2 separate regions of the Homo sapiens genome follow, and region 2 is linked to region 1. A link is an interaction called in ENCODE POLR2A ChIA-PET data of the cell type or tissue named here. Cell type or tissue: A673. All regions are shown on one strand. Links, peaks and the distances in the headings refer to the core of each region. The heading gives the core; the rest is flanking DNA. Region 1 overlaps CIMIP7 (ciliary microtubule inner protein 7). Region 2 holds the start of QARS1 (glutaminyl-tRNA synthetase 1).

The links. ChIA-PET counts read pairs that join two places held together with the same protein. Peaks named below come from ENCODE experiments on the same cell type or tissue, not always from the same donor. Only the 100,000 strongest peaks of a DNase experiment are listed, where the experiment ranks them.
Region 2: POLR2A ChIA-PET joins it to region 1 with 12 read pairs; 14 of 35 experiments call an interaction of 5 or more read pairs at or near these places.

The regions. Positions count from the first base shown.
Region 1 is chr3:49,178,125-49,187,286 of GRCh38, reverse strand. CIMIP7 (ciliary microtubule inner protein 7) reads left to right here. Exons shown (of 4, transcript NM_001080528.3): 3 at 8,749-8,805. Among named protein-coding and RNA genes, the nearest start is that of CIMIP7, 9.2 kb to the left of the region's middle. In A673, for the core only: no CTCF peak of the experiment used is centred there; no DNase peak of the experiment used is centred there.
Region 2 is chr3:49,101,715-49,110,876 of GRCh38, reverse strand. It overlaps QARS1 (glutaminyl-tRNA synthetase 1), which reads left to right and starts at 6,120. Exons shown (of 24, transcript NM_005051.3): 1 at 6,120-6,260; 2 at 6,406-6,553; 3 at 6,905-7,014; 4 at 7,171-7,246; 5 at 7,468-7,532; 6 at 8,405-8,458; 7 at 8,612-8,672; 8 at 8,978-9,049. The coding sequence starts at 6,144. It overlaps USP19 (ubiquitin specific peptidase 19), which reads left to right. Exons shown (of 27, transcript NM_001199161.2): 24 at 14-166; 25 at 273-433; 26 at 515-693; 27 at 2,349-2,827. The coding sequence ends at 2,465. RefSeq lists enhancers at 4,946-5,595, 5,789-5,948, 6,159-6,348, 6,898-7,548. In A673, for the core only: no CTCF peak of the experiment used is centred there; a DNase peak (open chromatin) is centred at 6,056; H3K4me3 peaks cover 1,563 bases; H3K27ac peaks cover 1,712 bases.

The DNA of each region.
Region 1 (9,162 bases), core at 4,163-9,162:
TTTTACCACCTCGTTGGAAAAGGAGCCTTGAATGATTAAGAAACAAAGATGCTAGTGATCATTCTTTGCAGGGCAAGAATACCCAGAATTGCCTGGGTAGAGAGGAAATGACTGTGCTTCTCACCAAGCTCCCACAGTTTTGAGAGAACAAAACTCATTGGGCGTCAATAAATTATCCTGCCACTATAGGAATAGTGAATTTCCAGTCAGAGGTGCCTCCGACAGGAAAGACATGTACATTCTAGGGCTAAGTGTAATTCAGTAGCTGAGGATAGACAATGGGAGAAATTTGGGGGTCAATTGAAACTTGCCCCAGACTCCTAGATTTTATTTTAATTGAAACTTTCATTGAAATAATTATCAATTCATAAGCAGTTGTAAAAAATAATAGAGATTTCTTTTACACTTTGCCTGGTTACCTTCAATGGTAACATCTTGCAAAGCTATAGTATAATATCACAACAAGGACATTGACATTGATTTAATCACTAAAGTTCATTCAAATTTCCTTAGTTTTACTTCTGCGTGCGTGCGTGCGTGCGTGTGTGTGTATTAAGAGCTATGGGCGGGGCGTGGTGGCTATAGGCTGGGTGCGGTGGCTCACGCCTGTTATCCCAGCACTTTGGGAGGCCAAGGCAGGCGGATCACGAGGTCAGGAGATCAAGACCATCCTGGCTAACATGGTGAAACCCCATCTCTACGAAAAATACAAAAAATTAGACAAGCATGGTGGCGGGCGCCTGTAGTCCCAGCTACTTGGGAGGCTGAGGCAGGAGAATGGTGTGAACCCGGGAGGCGGAGGTTGCAGTGAGCCGCGATCGCACCACTGCACTCCAGCCTGGGCGACAGACTGAGACTCCATCTCCAAAAAAAAAAAAAAAATTAGCCAGGTGTGGTGGCAGGCGCCTGTAGTCCCAGCTACTCAGGAGGCTGAGGCAGGAGAATGGCGTGAACACGGGAGGTGGAGCTTGCAGTGAGCTGAGATCGCAACACTGCACTCCAGGCTACACCTGTAATCCCAGCACTTTGGGAGGCCAAGGCGGGTGTATCACCTGAGGTCGGGAGTTCAAGACCAGCCTGACCAACATGGAGAAACCCTGTCTCTACTAAAAATACAAAATTAGCCAGGGTGGTGGTGCATGCCTGTAATCCCAGCTACTTGGGAGGCTGAGGCAGGAGAATTGCTCGAACCCGGGAGGCGGAGGTTGTGGTGAGCCGAGATTGCGCCATTGCACTTCAGCCTGGGCAACAACAGCAAAACTCTGTGTCAAAAAAAAAAAAAAAAAAGAGCTATAAAATTATAGCCGGGCGCGGTGACTCACGCCCATAATCCCTGCACTTTGGGAGGCTCAGGCGGGTGGATCATGAGGTCAGGAGTTTGAGACTGGCCAACATAGTGAAACCCCATCTTTACTAAAAATACAAAAAATTGGCAGGGAGTGGTGGCTGGCACCTGTAATCCAAACTACTTGGGAGGCTGAGGCAGGAGAATAGCTTGAACCCAGGAGGCAGAGGTTGCAGTGAGCTGAGATCGAGCCACTGTACTCCAGCCCAGGCAACAGTGCGAGACTCCGTCTCGGGGAAAAAAAAAAAAAAAGCTTTAAAATTTTATCACCTGTGTAGTTTTGTGTATCTAACACCACAGTTGACTGTGATGGTAGACCAACATCACAAGGGATCCCTGGTGCTGCTCTGGTTTTTTTGTTGTTTTTTTGTTTTGTTTTTGGAGTTCCGCTCTTGTTGCCCAGGCTGGAGTGCAATGGTGTGATCTTGGCTCACTGAAACCTCTGCCTCCCGGGTTCAAGCAAATCTCCCACCTCAGCCTCCTGAGTAGCTGGGATTACAGGTACCCACCACCGTGTCCAGCTAATTTTTTTTATTTTTAGTAGAGACAGGGTTTCACCATATTTCCCTGGTTGGTCTCAACCTCCTGATCTCGGGTGATCCACCTGCCTTGGCTTCCCAAAGTGTCAGGATTACAGGTGTGAGCCACCCTGCTTGGTCTATGTAATTTTTTTTTTTCTTTAAGACAGAGTCTTGCTCTGTCACCTAGGCTGGAGTGCAGTGTCGTGATCTCGGCTCACCACAACCTCTGCCTCCCGGGTTCAAGTGACTCTCCTGCCTCAGCCTCCTGAGTAGCTGGGATTACAGGCATGCACCACCACACCCGGCTAATTTTGTATTTTTAGAAGAGATGGGGTTTCTCCATGTTGGTCAGGCTGGTCTTGAACTCCCGACCTCAGGTGATCCACCCACCTCGGCCCCCCAAAGTTACAGGCCTGAGCCACTGCGCCTGGCCCCCATTTCTAAATCAATCAATCTTCCATTTCTAAAATTTTGTCACTTAAAAATGTTATAGGTCGGGCGCAGTGGCTCACGCCTGTAATCCCAGCACTTGGGAGGCCGAGGTGGGTGGATTGCTTAAGGCCAGGAGTTTAAGACCAGCCTGGCCAACATAGTGAAACCCCATCTCTACTAAAAATACAAAAAATTTGCTGAGGTTGGTGGCTCACGCCTGTAATCATAGCTACTCGGGAGGCTGAGGCAGGAGAAGTGCTTGAATCTGGGAGGCAGAGGTTGTGGTGTGCTGAGATCACGCCACTGCACTCCGGCCTAGGTAAGAGAGCAAGACTCCATCTCAAAAAAAAAAAAAAAAAAAATTACATAGGCCAGGTGCGGTGGGTCATGCCTGTAATCCCAACACTTTGGGAAGCCAAGGCAGTGGACTGCTCAAGGTCAGGAGTTCAAGACCAACCAGGGCAATATGGTGAAACCCTATCTCTGGTAAAAATACAAAAATTAGCCAGTGTGGTGGCACATGCCTGTAATCCCAGCTACTTGGGAGGCGGAGGCATAAGAACCTCTTGAACCTGGGAGGTGGAGGTTGCAGCAAGCCAAAATCACACCACTGCACTCTAGCCTGTGCTACACGTGAGACTCTGTCTCAAAAAAATAAATTAAATTAAATAAAATTGAAATGTTATATAAAGCTGGGCACAGTGGCTCATGCCTCTAATCCCAGCACTTTGGGAGGCCAAGGCAAGAGGATTGCTTGAGCCCAAGAGTTCAAGATCAGCCTGTGCAACATAATGAGACCTCATCTCTTAAAAAAAGTTAAACAATTAGCCAGGCATGATGGCATGCACCTGTGGTACCAGCTACTCCAGAGGCTGAGGTAGGAGGATTGCTTAAGCCCAGGAGGTCAAGGCTGAAGTGAGCCATGATTGTGTCACCGCACTCCAGCCTGGCAACAGAGTGAGACCTTGTCTCAAAAACAGTTATATAAATAGAATAATACAATATGCACCCTTTGGAGACTGGCTATTTTTGCAGCATAATTTCCTAGAGATTCATCCAAATTATTGTGTGTATCAATAGTTCATTTATTTTCATTTACTGAGTAGTATTTCCTTGGTACCAATGTACCAGTTTGTTTAATCATTCATCTGTTAAAGGATATCTGACCTGATTCCAGTTTTTGGCTCATACAAATAAAGCTGTTAAGAATATTTGTATATAAACTTTTGGTTGAACATATGTTTTTGTCTCTCTGGGATAAATGCCCAGGAATACAATTGCTGGGTCATGTGGTAGTTGCATGTTTAGTGTTTTTGTTGTTTTGTTTTGTTTTCGAGACAGAGTCTCACTCTGTCGGCCAGGCTGGAGTGCAGTGGCACGATCTCAGCTCACTGCAACCTCCGCCTCCCGGGCTCAAGCAATCTCATTACAGGTGTGTGCCACCATGCCCAGCTAATTTTTGTATTTTTAGTAGAGACAGGGTTTCACCATATTGGCCAGGCTGGTCTTGAACTCCTGACCTCAGGTTATCCACCCACCTCAGCCTACCAAAGTGCTGGGATTACAGGATGAGCCACCGCGCCCGGCTGCATGTTTAGTTTTTAAAAGAAACTGCCAAACTGTTTTTGAGAGTGGCTTTACCACTTTATATTCCTACCAGCAATGCATGAATGATCTGGTTTCTCTGCATTCTCACCAATACCTGATGTTGTCTCCATTTTCAATTGGAGCCATTCTGATAGATGTGTAGTGATATCTTATTGTGGTTTTAATTTGCATTTCCCTGATGTTTAATGATGAATATCTTTTTGAGAGGTGACAGCGTGCTGGCAGCCCTCACAGCCCTTGCTTGCTCTCGGCACCTCCTCTGCCTGGACTCCCACTTTGGGGCACTTGAGGAGCCCTTCAGCCCGCCGCTGCGCTGTGGGAGCCCCTTCCTGGGCTTGCCGAGGCCCGAGACGGCTCCCTCAGCTCGCGGGGAGGTATGGAGGGAGAGGCCAGAGGGGGAACTGGGGCTGCGCGCTGTACTTGCCGGCCAGCGTGAGTTCCGGGTGGGCATGGGCTCAGCGGGCTGCACTCGGAGTGGCTGGCCCCCCCGCCCCGGGCAGTGAGGGGCTTAGCACCTGGGCCAGCAGCTGCTGTGCTGAATTTCTCGCCAGGCCTTAGCTGCCTTCCCGCGGGGCAGGGCTCGGGACCTGCAGCCTGCCATGCCTGAACCTCCCCCTTCACTCCCTGGGCTCCTGTGCAGCCCGAGCCTCCCCAACAAGCGCCGCCCCCTGCTCCATGGCATCCAGTCCCATTGACCACCCAAGGGCTGAGAAGTGTGGGCACACGGCGCGGGACTGGCAGGCAGCTCCACCTGCAGCCCCAGTGCGGGATCCACTGGGTGAAGCCAGCTGGGCTCCTGAGTCTGGTGGGGACTTGGAGAACCTTTATGTCTAGCTAAGGGATTGTAAATACACCAATGGGCACTCTGTATCTAGCTCAAGGTTTGTAAACACACCAATCAGCACCCTGTGTCTAGCTCAGGGTTTGTGAATGCACCAATTGACATTCTGTATCTAGCTACTCTGGTGGGGGACTTGGAGAACCTTTGTGTCCACACTCTGTATCTAGCTAATCTGGTGGGGAAGTGGAGAACCTTTGTGTCTAGCTCAGGGATTGTAAACGCACCAATCAGTGCCCTGTCAAAACAGACTACTGGGCTCTACCAATCAGCAGGATGTGGGTGGGGCCAGATAAGAGCATAAAAGCAGGCTGCCCCAGCCAGCAGTGGCAACCCGCTTTGGTCCCCTTCCACGCTGTGGAGGCTTTGTTCTTTCACTCCTTGCAATAAATCTTGCTGCTGCTCACTCTTTGGGTCCACGCTGCCTTTATGAGTTGTAACACTCACCACGAAGGTCTGCAGCTTCACTCCTGAAGCCAGTGAGACCACGAACCCACCCGGAGGAACGAACAACTCCAGACGCGCCGCCTGAAGAGCTGTAACACTCACCGCGGAGGTCTGCAGCTTCACTCCTGAGCCAGCGAGACCACGAACCCACCAGAAGGAAGAAACTGGGAACACATCCGAACGTCAGAAGGAACAAACTCCGGACATGCCGCCTTTAAGAACTGTTAACACTCACCGCGAGGGTCCGCGGCTTCAGTCTTGATGTCAGTGAGACGAAGAACCCACCCATTCCGGACACATTTTCATGTGTTATTTGTCGTCTGTAAATCTTCTTTGGTTAGATGTCTTCATGTTTGTCCATTTTCTAATTAGACTGTGATTTTACTGTTGAGTTGAGAGACTTCCTTATATATTCTAGTCCTCTGTTGGATATATGGTTTATAAATATTTTCTCCCAGTCTGTAGCTTGGTTCGCAGTGGCACGATCATGGCTCATTGCACCCTTGACCTCTTAAGCTCATGTGATCCTTCCACTTCAGCTTTCCTAGTTGCTGGGACCACAGGTATGCACCACCACGCCTGGCTAATTTGTTATTTTTTGTAGAGACAGTGTCTGGGAGCCTTTCCACACTGCCCAGGCCGGTCTTGAACTCCTGGGCTCAAGCAATCTTTCCTCCTTGGCCTCTCAAAGTCCTGGGATTACGGGTGTAAGCCACTGCACGGCCTCAGCTTGCTTTTTTTTTTTTTTTTTTCTTGGAGATAGAGTCTCTCTGTTGCCAAGGCTGGAGTGCAGTGGTGAGATCTCGGCTCACTGCAACCTCCACCACCCAAGTTCAAGCAATTCTCCTGCCTCAGCCTTTCGAGTAGCTGGGATTACAGGCGCCCACCACCACACCTAGCTAATTTTTGTATTTTCAGTAGAGACAAGGTTTCACCATGTTGGCCAGGCTGGTCTCGAATTCCTGGCTTCAAGTGATCTATCCGCCTCTGCCTCCCAAACTGCTGGGATTATAGGCATGAGCCACTGTGCCCAGCCTCAGCTTGCATTTTGAGGAATGAAAGCTTCCCACCTTCTTGGAGTTTTCATTCTGCTTGAAGACTACCATCAGACTGTCTAAGGCAGGCGGTTCTAAAAAGGGAACTCTTTTTTTTTTTTTTTTTTTTTTGAGACGGAGTCTCACTCTGTCGCCCAGGCTGGAGTGCAGTGGTGTGATCTCAGCTAACTACAAGCTCCACCTCCCGGGTTCACGCCATTCTCCTGCCTCAACCTCCCGAGTAGCTGGGACTACAGGCGCCCGCCATCACACCCAGCACATTTTTTGTATTTTTAGTAGAGACGGGGTTTCACCATGATAGCCAGGATGGTCTCGATCTCCTGACCTCGTGATCCGCCCGCCTCGGCCTCCCAAAGTGCTGGGATTACAGGCGTGAGCCACCGCACCTGGCCTAAAAAGGGAACTCTTAAACACACATACAATAAGCTCTACTCTGAAGATTCTGGTTCAGGGATGGAGCCAGCCCCTGTATTTTATCTGGGGACCTGCTGTCAGCCATTACCTATACTCCCAAGCCAGCCAAGCCTGACCTCACCAGATCTGGCCACTTCAGGTCTACAGCAGGAGAAACTGAGTGACTGGAGAGGGAATGGCTCTGCAGGCAGAAGCCAAGCACAAAGGCAAGAAGGTGTTCTTGGGACAGATTCCTGCTGAAGTCTGGAGGCCTAAGAGATGGGCTTTCTCTGCATGGGAGTGGAGCAAGGCTCTCTAGCTCCAACTGAGCCAAAGTAAATGCCCTGGGGCCAGGACCTTCTGTCCCTGTTCATTAATTTTTTTTTTTCTGTTGCCCAGGCTGGAGTGCAGTGGCTCAATCTTAGCTCACTGCAACCTCTGCCTCCCAGGTTTAAGCAATTCTCCTGCTTCAGCCTCCTGAGTAGCTGGGATTACAGCCAAACACCATCACACCCAGCTAATTTTTTTGTGTGTTTTAGTAGAGACGGGGTTTCACCATGTTGGCCAGGTTGGTCTCGAACTCCTGACCTCAAGTGATCTGTCCGCCTCGGCCTCCCAAAGTGCTGGGATTACAGGCATGAGCCACCAAGCCCGGCTAATTTTTGTATTTTTAGTAAAAACGGGGTTTCACTATGTTGGCCAGGCTGGTCTCAAACTCCTGACCTCAGGTGATCCACCCGCCTCGGCCTCCCAAAGTGCTGGGATTACAGGTGTGAGCCACCGTGCCCAGCCTGTTTATTGATTTAACAGCAACATTTATTGAGCTGTGTCAGGCATTATTCTCAGTGCTGAAGTTATAGATGTGAGCAAGACAGACCGCCTTTGCCCACAAGCAGCTTATGTTTAATGGCGGGGCATGAGATGTTCTAATCAGTGGGGGTAACATCACATAGAACAATATAGTATGTTAGCAGGTGAAAAATGCAGGGTTAGGGTGATGGAACTATTGGCCTAGTGCTCAAGGAAGGAAAAGAGGGAGGTGTGAGGGAATTATATGGCCAGGAGAAGGAACAGGTGGTGCAAAGCCCTAAGTGGGAGCACCTGGTGTGTCTGAGGAGCAGTGAGGAAATCAGTGTGGCTGGAGGTAACAGAAGGACCAATATCATGTGGGTCTCACAGACCACTATGATGACTTTGGCTATCACAAATAGGAGGAACTGTTGTGGATTTTCAGCAAATGAGATGTGATCTCATTTATGTACTAACAGAATTATGCTGGCTGCTAAGCAGACAGCAGACTGGAGGGGTAAGTTTGAAAGCAGGGACACCAGGCAGGAAGCTCTTGCAATAATTCAGGCAAGAGAGTAATGTGGCTTGGATCGGGGAAAAGAGTGGGCATGCTGAGATGTGGTCTGGTCCTGGGCACATTTTGACCACAGTATCAACAGGATACTTGCATATTCAATGTGGGGTATGAGAGAAGAGAATCAAGGGGACTCAAGGTGTTTGACAGGATCTGGCTGCCGTGGTCTGAGCTGGGGGAGGCTATAGGTGGAGTGTGTCTGGGGATGACCCAAAGCTCAGTCATATGTTTGGAGATGCTCAATTAGGCATTTACATGGAGATGTGGAGTAGGCAGTTGTCTACTGAACCCAAAGTTCAGGAGAAAGTTTGAGCTGGAGATAGAAATTCCAGTTTTCAGATGGCATTTAGAGCCAAGAGGCTGGGTATGTTGATGGGGGAGTAAGTGTGGATGCAGGGGAGGAGAGGACTAGAGTCCTGGGCAATCAAGAGTTAAGGCCCAACTTGAAACTTGGCCACTGCTCCCCTGATGGGAGGATGTTCTAGCAGATGCCTCCTTATTGAGGACCCTCCTCAATAAGGGTTCCACGGGCTTCTGCTTCAGGGCAAGTCCCAGGTTGAGATATCCCAGGACTGAAGTGTTGCTTTAATTAGTCTCTGCCCTCTGTCTGTTGGCAGTTTAGCAGCTTAGGGGCAGTGGCTCCTGGTGACTTCCCTCCATTAAGGACCCTGAGGCAGTGATCCAGGTAAGGGTGGGTAAATAAGCATCATTTTCCCCATTCACCTTCTTTCTCACTGTCTTTCAAGGAGCCGGCGCAGCGACACTTCTTCTCCAAGCACGACAACCGTACTTCCTTTGACAAAGTGAGTGCCGAAGACAGGAAGAATGGCAGGCAGTCCCCCAGCCTAAGCTGAAGTCTGGACAGAGCAGATGGTAGGGTGGAGGGGATGACACTGAGGGAGGGCTCCTTATGAAGGCAGAGGAGTGGCTGTCTTCCCCCACAAACTTTCTCCTCTGGGAAACAGCCTATTCCCCCAAACAGAGACATCTCTATGTTGGTTTCCTCTGCCAACTTGCCAGACAATATGCAAGTATCCTGTGGGCCACTAACTTTCTGGGTGCTTCACCTTAGAATGAAAGACATCACTGGGGAGGCAGGCCAAGGAGGCCAGGGTACAGGCCAAGACAGCCAGGCATAGGACAGGTATCACCAAGCAGAC
Region 2 (9,162 bases), core at 4,163-9,162, 76 kb after region 1:
CTGTCCCCACCAGGTACTGCCCACAGTGCAAACAGCACCGTGAGGCCTCCAAGCAGCTGTTGCTATGGCGCCTGCCAAATGTTCTCATCGTGCAGCTCAAGCGCTTCTCCTTTCGTAGTTTTATCTGGCGTGACAAGATCAATGACTTGGTGGAGTTCCCTGTTAGGTAAGCAGTGGACCTTGGTAACTGTGGGTGGGGTGTGAGGACCAGGATGGGCATCCTGAGCGCCTGTTGCCTGTCTCACCCCTCCCTGACTGGACCTGACCTGCAGGAACCTGGACCTGAGCAAGTTCTGCATTGGTCAGAAAGAGGAGCAGCTGCCCAGCTACGATCTATATGCTGTCATCAACCACTATGGAGGCATGATTGGTGGCCACTACACTGCCTGTGCACGCCTGCCCAATGATCGTAGCAGTCAGCGCAGTGACGTGGGTGAGGGCACACACAGCCAGCAGGATAGGTGGTAGGGGTGGTGGTGCAGACTTTGTTCACACTCTTCCCACCCTGCTGTAGGCTGGCGCTTGTTTGATGACAGCACAGTGACAACGGTAGACGAGAGCCAGGTTGTGACGCGTTATGCCTATGTACTCTTCTACCGCCGGCGGAACTCTCCTGTGGAGAGGCCCCCCAGGGCAGGTCACTCTGAGCACCACCCAGACCTAGGCCCTGCAGCTGAGGCTGCTGCCAGCCAGGTGAGGCATGTGGGAGGCTTTACAGAATACTGGGGGACAGTTCACAGACTGGGGCCGGGTTGGGGGATATAGCTTCCTCTCCTCCAGCCACAGGCCCATTGAGCCTTGGGATTCATGAGAATTGCAGAGTTCTCTTAACATCAAAGCTTTAGCCAGAGGCATCCCCATGCCTTGGGGACACTAACAAACATACAAGTACACTAACATGCTGCCACTGGCAAGCACATTGGCACCTACTTGGCACAGGTCAGGCAACTGCTCTGAACCTCACTGGGCACTATGCTGTGAATGAACTATACCTGACACTCTCCTAGATTTCCTCTGCACATTCCCCACATGCTGGCCCACACACCCTCACTTGTGATGTCCCTGAGTTCTAGTGTGCACTCAAGACAAGGCCTATTTGGGCTGGCCATGGCCTCTGGTGGCTGTTATACTCTTTGAGGTAAGCATCTGTCTTTGCTGAGCCTTCAGGATCTTCTCTTTAGTGACATGGTGTGCCATAGGCCCAGTTAGTGGGCGTAGGCACATCTCTTTTCTGGACTGGCCGTCTCCTTTCTGGCTCCATCCTCTCTTGAGCCTTCTCTGTCAAGCTTAGAGAAATCCTTGCAGAAGACTGGTCAGGATCTGGGTATGGGTGGGAAGGAGCAAGGAGATTGCTCTGGGATTGGCAGTCCTGTTCTCTATGAATCGGTGTCCTTTGGGGAGGCCTGGACTGAAATACTAACCAGATAACTCCCCTCCCACCTCCATGCGGAGCTGCATGTGGATTGAGAGCTGTTTAGGGTAGGCCAAAATGCTGTCAAGATTCTCTTACCCTTGTGCTCTTACTCTGGACAGCCCTGAGGTTGGCTGCCTGCCTTCCTCCTTGCTGTTTGATCTAGAATGCAGGGTGTTAGCCCCAGTCACCCCAGGTGGGACTGTCATGGCTAAGGGTCTCAGGGACACTGGGTCCTCCCCACCCCCGGGGTGCTGATGGCCGTTTCCACATACCCTAGGCTTCCCGGATTTGGCAGGAGCTGGAGGCTGAGGAGGAGCCGGTGCCTGAGGGGTCTGGGCCCCTGGGTCCCTGGGGGCCCCAAGACTGGGTGGGCCCCCTACCACGTGGCCCTACCACACCAGATGAGGGCTGCCTCCGGTACTTTGTCCTGGGCACCGTGGCGGCTTTGGTGGCCCTCGTGCTCAACGTGTTCTATCCTCTGGTATCCCAGAGTCGCTGGAGATGAGCTCGCCTGCAGGCAGCTGCTGTGAGCTGGCCTACCTGCCTGCCCCAGGCCATGCCTGCCTTTGTTGTGGGGAACACCTCTGGGCTTTGGGCCTCAGCTTATGCATCTGGTGGGAGAGGGTGGGGAGGTTGTGGCCCCTGCAGGGGCAGAGTATCCTAGGGTGTGTATCCATCTGGCTGTCTGTCCATTCATCCTGCTGCTCTGACCCTTGGCCTCAGGCTTGGCCCTGCCCAAGCTACTTCCTGTACTTAAAAGTGTTAATAAAACCAGACTATTCAGGCCCAATCTCGTCTCTCTGTCTCAACGCCGCTGCTGTCTGCGCCTGCCTTGGGACCCTCCCTTGGGTGCCAGGGCTCCAAGCCAGCACCCCCGGGATGCCAGGCGGCATGCTGGGCAGCCCCCAACCCCTGTCCTCGTATTCTGTTGCAGGGACTAGGCCCTGGCCAGGCCCCCGAGGTGGCCCCCACGCGGACAGCCCCTGAACGCTTCGCCCCCCCTGTGGATCGGCCAGCCCCCACCTACAGCAACATGGAGGAGGTGGATTAGCAGGTCCCTGGCTGATGGGGGGGACTGGGTTTGGGACACCCACACAGAGGGCCAGCTCCTTGCCGCTTCTCCTTCTCTAACCCAGAGGACACTGGCTCTGTCAATGGGAAGCTGAGGGGTATGATTTGGGTGTGGAGACCTCTCAGGTTGGGACTTCTTGTCAGCTTGGACCCCTGACCAGTGGGCTTTGGCTTCTCCAGCCGCCTCCAGTGCTGCGTGATTTGATTCTGTTGTACCTTCAATTCTTCTGACCCGCATTATAAACATTATAATTTTATTCTAAAAATTGTAATTTTTTTTGCATTTTGGAAGTGACTGCTGCTGTTTAAATATATTTTAAAAATAAATAATAAGTAAGTAGACTTAGTGACTGTGATCCACCACATGCTGGGGCCACCTCCCCTCCCCATCATTTGCGGTGTGTATGTGTGTGTATGTGTGTTTATATATGAGAGACCCTGAAAGTGCCCTAGTCTGAAGGGAGATGATGGGGTCCCAGCTCATGTCCTATGGGTCATGAAGCCCCCAGTGCTATCAGCTTTTTGGAGCCTACCTGCTGCTCTTTCATCCCACTGGTTCTGGATCCTACATAAGAGGCAGCTTGGTAGGCATCGTCAGGATCTCAATATAGCCAAGGGACAGAGGAGTATATGAAGCACTGGAGCTGACAGCGTGGAGTAAAAGGTGCATTCACCAGAGCAGCCTGGGGCTGACAAGTCAGGGAGGACTTGGGGGACAGAAGTACTGGGAGATCTTCCTCCTCCTCTCCTGTCCTCAGCTTTTTCTTTGCTGTAACTTGAACACTAACTGCATCCCTGCAGGTAACAGAGCAGGAGGAAAACTGCTGTGGGGCAGATCTTGCTGCCCTGAAAAGAGGACAAGCAGAGAGGACCAGAGTGAATCTTGTCTGACTTCTATTGGAGGGAGGGTGCTGGGGCCTGCCAGCCTGAAGAGTCTTCCCTTAAGAGTTCCTGAAGCCTTCCTTCTTTGGCCAGGCATGGTGGCTCACACTTGTAATCCCCGCACTTTGAGAGGCCGAGGCGAGTGGGTCATGAGGTCAGGAGTTCGAGACCAGCCTGGCCAAGATGGTGAAACCCCGTCTCTACTAAAAATACAAAAATTAGGTGCAGTGGCGGGCACCTGTAATCCCAGCTACTTGGGAGGCTGAGGCAGGAGAATCGCTTGAACCTGGGAGGCGGAGGTTGCAGGGAGCCGAGATCGCGCCACTGCACTCTAGCCTGGGCGACAGAGCAAGACTCCGTCTCAAAAAAAAAAAAAAAAAAAAAAGTTGCTGAAACTGGCCAAGTGTGGTGGCTTATGCCTGTAATCCCAGCACTTTGGGGCGAGGTGGGAGGATAGCTTGAGCCTAGGAGTTCAGGACCAGCCTGGGCAACATAGTGAGACCCTGTCTTTACCAAAAATATAAAAATTAGCTGGCTCTTATGGTATGCACTTGTAGTCCCAAATATTTCAGAGGCTGAGATGGGAGGATCGTTTGAGCCCAGGAGGTTGCTGGACCCTACCTCTGTCCATTCCACGACTGGGCCTTGCTGGCTGCTGCCTGGTTTTTCCACTTGGTCATCTTTGTCTTGACTTTTCCTGGAAGCAGTGCCAGGGGCTTATGCAGGCAAGCTAACCTCCAGACTGGGCCCATACAATTTAACATTTCTGCTTTGTGCAAGTCGTAGACATCTAGGGCACTAGCTGGATATCGACTGGTATGCTACCACTTGTGGCATTCTTGGTGACACTGGTGGGGCTACTGCCTCATTCTATGACTTGTAGCCATGGCGTCCACAGTGTACCATGAAGTAACCAGGGAAGGGAGTGCAGATCTTGATCTCATTGAGGGAGCCATCACTAGACCTGTAGGACTTGGTGATGGTGCTACAGTGAATCTATTGGCAGCATCAGGTACTGAGGAAATAGTGGCAGTGGCAGGCACTCTGCATGGCTTTGCTCACCATGGGCACCTTTATGGTGGGCTGGGTACTTGCAGCTTCAAATTTGGTGCACGGCTGGTGTGGCTATGGCTCTGCTTCTTGGTACCTGTCCTTAGCACCACTGGTCTGCATCCCCTGCTTAATTCCTGCACCTGGCCTTTCTCATGCAGTACACTGCAGGGCTAGGCATCTGGCTGGGGCCACGGGGCCATGGAGATGTGGGAAGCCCCAGGACAGCATTGGACCTGGATAGCGATACAGCATGTGGCCCTGGTCTGCACCTGGCATGTGATCATTAGGTGGTATCCAGATGTAGGCCCAGACTTGGAGGTTGGTCATTAATAATGGGATGTGGGCACAAAAGACACAGAATATAGATAAAGACTAGTCAGGATCCTGCCTATTCCTTGAAGGTCCAGAAGTATGAGCATCACCAATTCCTGCAAGAGCTCCAATCTCAAATGTGGGGATTTCCACCATCCCACCACCAGCTGCTCATTCTCTGCAACCCCCTACCTCAGTCCCTTACTACCTTAGTCCCTTTTCTCACACACACACAAAGTCTCTGTTCTGTTTCAGCCAGCAGGTCCTGGAAGTCCAGTGAGACTGTGGAAAGATCCCCAAGCACAACAGCTATAATCATGAAGCTATAACCATCTCATTTGTCCCACCCTCTCACAAGCTCAATAAAATATCCTCTCAAAGGCCTGCAGAGGGATTTCAAGGTCTAATTTGCTTGTGGTTTTCCTGATAATGCTTTGGCAAGAGGGTAAGTGTGGGATGAGATTTTTTTTTCTTTTCTTTTTTTTTTTTTGAGACAGTCTTACTCTGTTGACCAGGCTGGAGTGCAGTGGCACAATCTCGGCTCACTGCAACTTCCGCCTCCCAGGTTCAAGCGATTCTCCAGCCTCAGCCTCCTGAGTAGCTGGGATTACAGGCGTGCGCCATCACGCCCGGCTAATTTTTGTATTTTTAGTAGAGACAGGGTTTCACCATGTTGGCGAGGCTGATCTCGAACTCCTGGCCTCAAGTGATCCGCCCGCCTCGGCCTCCCAAAGTGCTGGGATTAAAGGCCTGAGCCACTGCGCCCGGCCAAGATTTTAAACCAAATCATCATAGAACTTATGTGAGGTCCCTCCTGGCCCAGACCCGTCCCTTCCCTTTCCTGGCCAGCTGTGTCCAAGTGGGCACCTGAAAACCGGCGGACTTATGGGGCCCCTGGATCGGTCATTCCACACATTCTCTACGATGGAGTCTGGATGAGGGATTTCCTGGGCTTCATTTGTTCAACTGTTTCCATGACAACTCCAAAGCTGTGGCGTCAAAAGCGTGACAGGGACTCGCATTTGCCCCCGAGGACAATTACTATATTGAGATGGAGTTACCAGGGCTGAAGTAGAAAAGTCAGAGCAAAACCACGCCTGTGTCTTCCTCCTGCCTCAGGGACGAACACCTTCCTTCCAGGTCCGTGGCAAATATCTCCAAAAGCCCTGCCGCCTGCCAACACCCCTTCAAGTTCCCAGTTCCACGGAGGCGGAAGCAAAGCCCCCGGAAAGGCCGGTTTGTCCGCCCTGTGTTGTTTAAAGGGGATAGACGACCTTGGAGCGCCCCGCCCCCTCCCGCCAAGGAAGGACCCCATTGGCTCTCCCCGGAGGCTTCACTCTCATTGGTCAGCGAGTGAATGCCGACCTGCAGACTGGGGCCTAAGTTTCTTTTAGTTTCCGGTGTCTCTGCAATGGCGGCTCTAGACTCCCTGTCGCTCTTCACTAGCCTCGGCCTGAGCGAGCAGAAGGCCCGCGAGACGCTCAAGAACTCGGCTCTGAGCGCGCAGCTGCGCGAGGCCGCTACTCAGGTGCGAGCCCCTCTGCCCCCGGCCTGGTTTGCAGACCATGCTGCAACGCAGCGCGGGGCGGGGTCCAGATCCCGACCTGCCCCGTTTGTCCCGCCCTTTCCTCTCACTGAGCGCGGGGCTTCTCTCTTGACCCCTCTGACCTCAGGCTCAGCAGACCCTGGGTTCCACCATTGACAAAGCTACCGGGATCCTGTTATATGGCTTGGCCTCCCGACTCAGGGATACCCGGCGTCTCTCCTTCCTTGTAAGCTACATAGCCAGTAAGAAGATCCACACTGAGCCCCAGCTAAGCGGTGAGACCCCTACCTGTCCTGCCAGTTCGCACCAATGCCTCCCTTCAGCCAAGACCCCTGTCTTCCCTTTTTGCCAAGTCCTCCAGTTTCTTTCTAGACACCTAGTTCTGCACAGGCACTGAGGCATGGAAGGGGTGGCCTATGGTGAGACTGACACGGGAACTGTCAGGGTCTGAGGGGGGATCCACTCTCGACACGTGCTTCTTTCTTCCCTGTGTTCTCTAGGGTGGTGGTGCCAGGGCTTAACTTTTCAGGAGGCCAGACTATCCTTGGAGTTTCATGAGATTAGGACCCTGTCTGTCCACTTCTTGGAGCAGAGATGCCACAAACTCACGGGCTCTTTCTTCTCAGCTGCCCTTGAGTATGTGCGGAGTCACCCCTTGGACCCCATCGACACTGTGGACTTCGAGCGGGAATGTGGCGTGGGTGTCATTGTGACCCCAGAGCAGATTGAGGAGGCTGTGAGTCTTTCCCCAGGCATCGTCTGCCTCCCCAGTCCTGGCCATGGAAAGGAGTGGCTCAGTTTCCCTCCTCAGGAAGACCCAGAGTGAGGGTGTGGGTTCCCAGAATATCTCTAAAGGTGGCTTTCCTGAACCACATGGTTTGGCTTTCTGCAGGTGGAGGCTGCTATTAACAGGCACCGGCCCCAGCTCCTGGTGGAACGTTACCATTTCAACATGGGGCTGCTGATGGGTGAGCAGGGCCTGGAACGGGGCTATATTGTTCTCTCTGGTCATGCCTTTTCTTCTGGGCACGAGTGAGAAGGAGGTGGGGGAAGGAACAGGAGTGACTTAAAGTGGTCTGGCTGGGCTCAGGCTCTGGTTCTGGTGGTCAGCCAGGACCTTTCCTTGGGAAAGAGGTGGGGGGAGTACTCTTTTTTGCCTTTCTGCAGCTCCTTGTGCCTATGCTTCTAGGAGAGGCTCGGGCTGTGCTGAAGTGGGCAGATGGCAAAATGATCAAGAATGAAGTGGACATGCAGGTGAGCGTGCTTCACTAAGCTGAAGCTGGCAAAGACTCTGGCATGAACAGAGCCTGGAATCCACTAAGGGATAAAAGGCAGGAAGAGGGCTGGGCATGGTGGCTCACGCTTCTGATCCCAGCACTTTGGGAGGCTGAGGCAGGAGGATTACTTGAGCCCAGGAGTTCAAGACCAGCCTGAGCAACATATTGAGAACTCCTCTCTACAGAAAATTTAAAAATTAGCCAGACATGGTGGTGTATACCTGTAGTCCCAGCAATTTGTGGGGCTGTGGTGGGAAGATTGCTTGAATCTAAGAGATCAAGGCTGCAGTAAGCTCTGATTGCACCACTGCACTCCATCCTGGAGTACAGAATGAGACCCTGTCTCAAAATCAACAACAATAAAAAAAGGTGGGAGGGGGCTGGGCATGGTGGCTCACACCTGTAATCCCAACACTATTGGGAGGCTGAGGTGGGCAGATCACCTGAGGTCAGGAGTTTGAGAACAGCCTGGCCAACATGGTGAAACCCCATCTCTACAAAAAGTACAAAAATTAGCTGGGTGTGGTGGCGGGCACATGCAGTCCCAGGTACTCAGAAGGGCTGAGGTAGGAAAATCGCTTGAATCCAGGAGGCGGAGGTTGCAGTGAGCGGAGACTGTGCCATTGCATTCCAGCCTGGGCAACATGAGCAAGACTCCAGTCTGGGCAACAAGAGCAAGAGCATTTTAAGCTAGCAGACCCACATGAGAAGAGATGGGATGGGCTAGGTAGGTTTTTTCAGTCAGTGCTGGTAGATAGGCCAGGAAGCCTTGGGTTGGTGGGTAGGATCAGTCAGGGGCTCCTTGAAAGAGGATACTCCTGCCTCTGCCTGATTCTGGTCTCTGCTCAGGTCCTCCACCTTCTGGGCCCCAAGTTGGAGGCTGATCTGGAGAAGAAGTTCAAGGTAGGGATGGGCATGGCCCTGAGTCCCTGAGGGTGAGGTGAGGTATGGTGAGACTTCAGGCTGGGGAAGGAAGTGTCTGACCACAGGGATCCCAAGACCCTATCCAAGAGAAAATTTGATGCCATTTTCTGAAGCACCTGGGGCTTCTTTCAGGTGGCAAAAGCTCGGCTAGAAGAAACAGACCGGAGGACGGCAAAGGATGTGGTGGAGAATGGTGAGAAGCTTGAGACTCCTGTCACAGCATTCAGCTCCCTGACTTCTGAACCTCCTCAGAAGAGTCCTTACAGGCTCCTCAGGCCCTTGGCTTACTCAGTACCCTGACTTCTGTCTCAAGACTGGGATTCCTGGTGTTTCTTTTGTTCCCTTTGCCCAGAGACTGGCATGAGAGGCCTCAGATGTCTGGCTCTAGATATCTTGTCTCTGGAATTGAGGGAATAGGGGTCTACTCAGTTCTGTTCTGGCTGTAGGATATGGTAAATGTATCTAGAGGACAAGTTTTCCTTGTTTTGTTCCCCACAGGCGAGACTGCTGACCAGACCCTGTCTCTGATGGAGCAGCTCCGGGGGGAGGCCCTTAAGTTCCACAAGCCTGGTTAGTGGGCATGTCAAAACCCTGGGGAGGGCTGGATCTTGGCAGCAGCTCCTATAGTCAGGCCCCTGGGGTCAGAGGCTTTGGCTGCAGCCTGGTCCTTAGGCTTATTCTGG